2 separate regions of the Homo sapiens genome follow, and region 1 is linked to region 2. A link is a contact called in ENCODE Hi-C or POLR2A ChIA-PET data. All regions are on one chromosome and are shown on one strand. The core of a region is the stretch at or near the end of the contact, and the rest is flanking DNA. Distances in the headings are between cores, read along the strand shown.

What was found. Hi-C counts contacts between places; a loop is a spot of excess contacts on that map. ChIA-PET counts read pairs that join two places held with the same protein, here RNA polymerase II (POLR2A). Pooled maps may share reads with other maps.
Region 1: a pooled map shows a loop between it and region 2 (3-fold over the local background). The contact joins the promoter of ATP1A1-AS1 here to the promoter of SIKE1 in region 2. A Hi-C loop is called at or near these places in 1 of 168 maps with a recorded cell type or tissue (vagina) and 3 of 50 pooled maps. POLR2A ChIA-PET finds 5 or more read pairs at or near these places in 1 of 52 experiments (activated T-cell).

Annotation. Positions count from the first base shown.
Region 1 is chr1:116,416,955-116,420,264 of GRCh38, reverse strand. It overlaps ATP1A1-AS1 (ATP1A1 antisense RNA 1), which reads left to right and starts at 1,643. Exons shown (of 3, transcript NR_027646.1): 1 at 1,643-1,806. RefSeq lists a silencer at 1,435-1,564 and an enhancer at 1,524-1,818.
Region 2 is chr1:114,778,765-114,782,158 of GRCh38, reverse strand. It overlaps SIKE1 (suppressor of IKBKE 1), which reads left to right and starts at 1,474. Exons shown (of 5, transcript NM_025073.3): 1 at 1,474-1,710; 2 at 1,944-2,049; 3 at 2,875-3,017. The coding sequence starts at 1,552. RefSeq lists enhancers at 1,092-1,211, 1,452-1,691, 1,156-1,721, 1,722-2,288.

The DNA.
Region 1 (3,310 bases), core at 394-2,893, 1.6 Mb before region 2:
GTCACCAGAAAAATCCTAACCCGTGAGAATCTTCCTACCCTGTTTTCTGATGTCTGAAGTCCCAGGGCACAAAATTTTCAACTTCAAGCTCTGATCCCAATTAAATGTAGACACTCTCAGAAAGGGTCACTATCTCTTAATGAAACTGCATTTTAGCCGGGCGCGGTGGCTCACGCCTGTAATCCCAGCACTTTGGGAGGCCGAGGCGGGCGGATCACAAGGTCAGAGATCCAGACCATCCTGGCTAACACGGTGAAACCCCGTCTCTACTAAAAACACAAAAATTAGCCGGGCGTGGTGGCGGGCGCCTGTAGTCCCAGCTACTCAGGAGGCTGAGGCAGGAGAATGGCGTGAACCTGGGAGGCGGAGCTTGCAGTGAACGGAGATCGCGCCACTGCACTCCAGCCTGGGCGACAGAGCGAGATACCGTCTCACAAAAAAAAAAAAAAAAAAAAAAAAAGTGCACTTTAGATGTTTTCCTGGTGGGGGGGGGGGGGAGTGGGATATAAGTAGCAGTGTTCCAAGTACCAAAACCTCCCTGAGTCATCTGTGAAAAGCCATTTGGCAATAATACTGAAAGCTTTTAAATGCTCACATTCTGACTTAGCAGTTTCACTCCTGTGAATATAACCTAAGGAAACTGATCTCAATACTGAAAGGACTTTATACACAAGAATGGGCTGGGCAGCAAAGTGCTGTAATCCCAGCACTTTGGGAGGCCGAGGCCGGGTCGAGGGAGAAGCACCTGAGGTCAGAAGTTCGAGACCAGCCTGGCCAACATGATGAAACCCCGTCTCTACTGAAAGTACAAAAATTAGGTGGGCGTGGTGGCAGATGCCCGTAATCTCAGCTACTCAGGAGGCTGAGGCAGGAGAATCTCTTGAACCTGGAAGGCGAAGGTTGCAGTGAGCTGAGATCGCGCCACTGCACTCCAGCCTGGGCGACAAGAGCGAGACATCGTCTCAAAAAACAAACAAACAAACAAACAAACAACCAAACAAAACAAAAAAGAATGAATAATTTATAATCGTGAAGCTTTGGAAGCCACTTGAATGTTGAACATTTGCGAGATGCTCAGAGAAGTGACAGCGTATCAACCCAATTTTTTAAAGTCCTGCCATTAAAAATTATAGGTAGGAAGCGTCAGTACTAACACGGTGAAAATGTTCATGTTACAAAGTGGAAAACAACCCTGGATTCAGTTTAGTATGTGCGTTTTACCACAGCTATGTAGAAACAAATCCATACACATGGAAATCGAATGAAGTGAAACGCATGCAAATGGTAATGATGCTGTGCTTGGAGGCAGAATTGGAAGCAGTGTTAAAGTTATTTATCATCATTCGTGTTTTTAAAATGCCGTGTGATGGCCGCAATACTTCTGTAACGAATGATGTTTAAGCACGGAGCCCTTCACTGGCCGACGCGCGGGTGGGAGATAGGAGCCGCGCCCAAGCTCAGGTGGCGGCTGCGGGCAGGGCCGCCTGGGGCCGCAGCCGGGCGCGCTCCCGGCGGGGACCCTCTGCTCTCCTTGCAGACGGAGGCCGCGCCGGGTTTGGAGGCATCCCACAGCCTCAGGCCGAGGACCCGCCGCGAAGCGCCGCCTCCGCGGGTTGACCCTCTGCAGCCGCCGTAGCGCAGAGACGAATCCGCGCTCCCCCAGGCTGTCGCGCGAGCTCCCCGGAAGCTCCCACCTGAGCGGCGCATCCTCAGGGCCTGGGCCTGGCCTCCTTGCCTGTGAGATGGCACTGTGACGGTGCCCACCTCGTGGGGTGTGTGAGGGCCGAGTGAAATCGTGCATTTGCGGTAAGAAAGTGCTTATCACGGTGCCCAGTCCTAATATGGGCTGCCAGCCTAAGTACAGAGTCCCAATCCCAGCCCAAAGGCCAGTTTCCAGGTGAACCCTTGTCGGGGAGACCACCAGACGGAACAGTCCCAGTCTACACTCCTGCACCGAGCAGGGGACAGTGTGGACCGCAGAGAGGTCCGAAGTCCCTTTAGAATAAGGATGGTGCTTCAGGGTTGTTAAAAGGATTAAATGAGATGATATCTAAAGGGATTAGCACAGTGGCTGGTGCTAAAATAAATCATTTTCTCTACTGCCACTGCTCTTACAACCAGACGCCTGGAACAGCCTGCTGGTTCGTCTCCTCATTTGTAAGCTGGAGTTAGTAGGTGTGTTGTGAAGGTTGAGAGAATATGCATAGGCAGAACCTGGCGTTTAATATTTGGGAAGTGGCAGCAATTCTTTCTTCATTAATCTACAAGCTGCACTGTGGTAGGCACATACCCTTAGCACCGATTCTTATAAGTGCAGGTAAGAGAGAGAGAAGATATATTGTGTAAGTCGAAGGAGCCAGCCGTGTCCAGGCCACCGCAAAACCTCGACAGTACTGTACCAGGGCCCTCTTCAGTGAATGAATCTCCTCTTTGGCCTGTTTGCTGTCTGTTTGCATTTGCTGCACCCATCAGTTCCCAAACCTGGTCTCTAAAGTCAGGAGCTCAAGGAAGCTTGTCCCAATCCTAGAAAACAAGTACAGCACACACCAACAGCAGCATCCCTAAAAGCCAGCCCTACTGGCAATGCGGGCCCTGCAACCCGTAGGTAAGTGGGACACTCTAAGCTTCTTGGAAACAGCTAACTCAGGGCCTGATTAGCTTACTCCCGCCTCCTGTCTTCAGGAAATCAGACTGTGTAAAATAAGAGAGAAAAGAAAATTGACATAAGTCTATTCCACTGTCTAATGAAATGTGTTTCACTTGTGTTTAAAGTGAATTGTGGGCTGGCGTGGTGGCTCATTTGCCTATAATCCCAACACTTTAGGAGGCCAAGGCAGGCAGATGGCTTGAGCTCAGAAGTTTGAAATCAGCCTGGCAACATGCAAAAACCCCATCTCTACAAAAAATATAAAAATTAGCAGGATGTGGTGGCGCATGCCTGTAGTCCCAGTTACTCTGGAGGCTGAGGTGGGAGGATGGCTTGAGCCTGGCAGGTCGAGGCTGCAGTGAGCTGTAATCATGCCAGTGCACTCCAGCCTGGGTGACAGTCAGGTCCTGTCTCAAAAAAAAAAAAGTGAATTGTAGTACCAGCTACATTTGTAGAGCCCTTTCTCTTTACAGTCATGGTGCTAAATTCTCTGATCTCATTTAATCCTCCCAACCACCCTCACAATGCTGTGTCCATTTTACATATTGGAAAGCTAAGACTCAGGTTAAGAGAGACTTGTTGAAGGTCACAGCTAGTAAGCTGCAGAGAACCAGAAAGTGAATCTGGGTTGATCTTGACTCTAAACAGTTTGCTTTTAACAAC
Region 2 (3,394 bases), core at 225-2,724:
AATTTATAGATAAGTCAATTTTGTAACCCTTGCCTTTTGGTTTTTGCCTCTTAACATTGCTTAAGAGGGGTTTTAAGGTTAATGAGTGCCTGCCCACCTCCTTCCCATCTGACCTAGAACGTTTAATTGGCTGTAACTCTTTTGACTCTAAGTCAGTTGGCCGCAGGAGGGACATGATGGACTCAGGGCAGGTAGCACACCACCCTGGCATTGATATGGGACAAAATTAAAGTTTGGACACTGATACTGTCTCTGGGATACCTTGACCAAAAAAAAAAAAAAAGTGGAATGCTGTTTTGAAGGCATGAGCCTAGCCATTCCCCATCTGCGAGCATTTGATTAGTAAAGCTTTCACCACAGGTCACTTCTCATGTTTTTGGCCTCTAGGCAGCAAGCAGCCAGACGTGAGCCAGTTGCAATAGCAGCATTATTGACAATAGCAAAAGGTGGAAGCAACCCAACTGTCCATCCACGGATGAATGGATAAACAAAACGTGGTATATATATATTATTCAGCCTTAAAAAGGAAGGAAATTCTAACATATGCTACTATATGGATGAAACTCGTGGACATTACACTAAGTGAAATAAGGCAGTTATATAAATACAAATGCTGTATGATTTCACTCATGTCAGGTACCCAGAATAGTCAGATTTGTAGAGACACAAAGTAGAATGGTGGCTGCCAGGAGCTGGGGATAAGGAAGAATGAGGAATTATTGTTTAATGAGTACAGAACTTCAGTACTGCAAGATGAAAGAGTTCTAGAGATGGATGCTGATGGTGGCTGTATAACAATATGAATGTACAACTGAACTGTACACTTATAAATGGCTGAGATATTAAATTTTATGTGTATTTTGCCACAATTTAAAAAAAATTAAATGAAAGTAGGCCAGGCGCGGGGGCTCACACCTGTAATCCCAGCACTTTGGGAGGCCGAGGCGGGCGGATCACTTGAGGTCAGGAGTTCGAAACCGGCCTGGCCAACATGTGAAACCCCGTTTCTACTAAAAATAGAAAAATCAGCCGGCGTGGTGGCGCATGCCTGTAATCCCAGCTACTCGAGAGGCTGAGGCAGGAGAATCGCTTGAACCCTGGAGGCAGAGGTTGCAATGAGCCAAGATCGCGCCACTGCACTCCAGCCTGGACAAGAGCAAGATTCCGTCTCAAAAAAGAAAAAAATAATGAAAATAAAAAGAAACTAACTGTGACTGAAGAACAACCCACATCAATGAAAACCAGTAGGGAAAGGAGACCTTCCCACTGCCCAGCTAATCATAGCCTGACCACCAGGCTGTGGTAACTGGAAACCAACGGCGTGGCAAGTGTAGGTCTGGGGCTCCGCGCAAGGAAGGACTGCAAGGAAGCCGCAGGTTAAAGCGGGTCAACCCGCAAAATAGGCTGCCACTGCGCAGGCGCCCATTGCGCCTACCAAGACACCTTGTAAACGTGCCCGGAAATGACGCCTGTAATGCTGAGACAGACTCCCAGAAGATCTGAGCGAGTCGCGTAGCTGAGCCCGGCAGGGGCTGGGGTGGTGCTGCTGCTATGAGCTGCACCATCGAGAAGATCCTGACAGACGCCAAGACGCTGCTGGAGAGGCTACGGGAGCACGATGCGGCCGCCGAGTCGCTGGTGGATCAGTCGGCGGCGCTGCACCGGCGGGTAGCAGCTATGCGGGAGGCGGGGACAGCGCTTCCGGACCAGGTCAGGCAGAGGGTAGGAGTCCAGTGCTCTCGGATTCTGGGCACTGAAGGGTGGAGAGCGAGGTAAAGTGGGAACTCGGCCTGGAATTTATTCCCGGTCTCAGAGGGCGGCGGTGAGACCATTTTCCTGGGTCGGGGCTGAGAATCCTGCCCTGGAGCCCTAACTTCTGCCTCTTCAGTTGCATCTGCCGCTGTTCTCTTTAAGGCATGCTTAGTCTGTCTCTATTTGTCCAGTATCAAGAGGATGCATCCGATATGAAGGACATGTCCAAATACAAACCTCACATTCTGCTGTCCCAAGAGAACACACAGATTAGAGACTTGCAACAGGAAAACAGAGGTTAGTCAGGCCTTTTCATATCTGGTAATAGTTTAAAGTTATTGCAAAATTGCCCTAAACATTTACAAAAGTGTACATATATTTCCAGGTCAGTACTTTTAGTAGGAGAGTCCTCCTGATCTGGCCCAGTAACAATAAAGTTTGTTAGATTACCCTTTTCAAGGTCATCTGACTAATATTGCAGCAGCTTACCAAAGAGGTGCTGTGTAGAGTTGGTATTATTGCATGGTTTATTTTTAAGCATCCTCAGATGTGTAACAAAAGAGTTCATAGCCTCATGGACTTAAAATTTAATGTTTAAGTATTAATATAAACACTGAAGGTAAGATTTAAGGTTTTGTTTATGTTCTTGTTTGTGCAAGGTGAAGCAGCAGAATTTTATTCTAAGGGTATATATTCTTAGGCTTGATTAGTACATTATTAATGATTGTGGTATTAATAGTTGTTTACCAGAGGGGTTTCACATATATCATTCTACTGTATTCTCATATCTTCATTTTTATCTACCACAATGCAGTTAAGAAATAGGCTCAGAAGAAGCTAAATGATTTACTTATGAGTATTAACCAAGCAAGTTACAGAACTGAACTCAAACACATGTCTTCTGATGATACATCCATTGTTGTTTCTGCAAGACTTTGCTTCTCTGCCTAGAAAGTTACCTTTCACATAGACTTTAACTGTTCAGTTTTGCGGACTTAAACATTGATTTACAACTTTAGATTCATATTATCTATATAGTGTTACAAAATTCCAACTGTTAAGACTTTGGATTTGGGAACTGTCTCTCAGACATCACTGCCAAGTTCTTTTATTTTTTGACAGAGCTATGGATTTCCTTGGAGGAACACCAGGATGCTTTGGAACTTATCATGAGCAAATATCGGAAACAGATGTTACAGTTAATGGTTGCTAAAAAAGCGGTGGATGCTGAACCAGTCCTGAAAGCTCACCAGTCTCACTCTGCAGTAAGAAACTTTGAATAAATTCGAAATGAACCAAATTGAAATCTTGAGATTGTTTTAGATTGTGTGCTTGTTTTTTTGCTTTGTGAGATAGGGTCTGGCTCTTGTCGACCAGGCCGTGGTGTAATGGCACGATCTCGGCTCACTGCAACCTCTGCCTCCTGGGCTCAAGCCATCGTCTCACCTCTGCCTCCGGAGCAGCTGGGACTACAGGTGCACACCACCACGCCCTGTTAATTTTTGTGGGGTTGTTTGTTTGTTTGTTTGTTTGTTTGTTTTTTGGTAGAGATGACATTTCGCCATGTTGCCCAGGCTGGTCTGAAACTCCTGGGCTCAAGCGATCCACCCACGTTAGCCTTCCAAAGTGCTGGGATTATAGG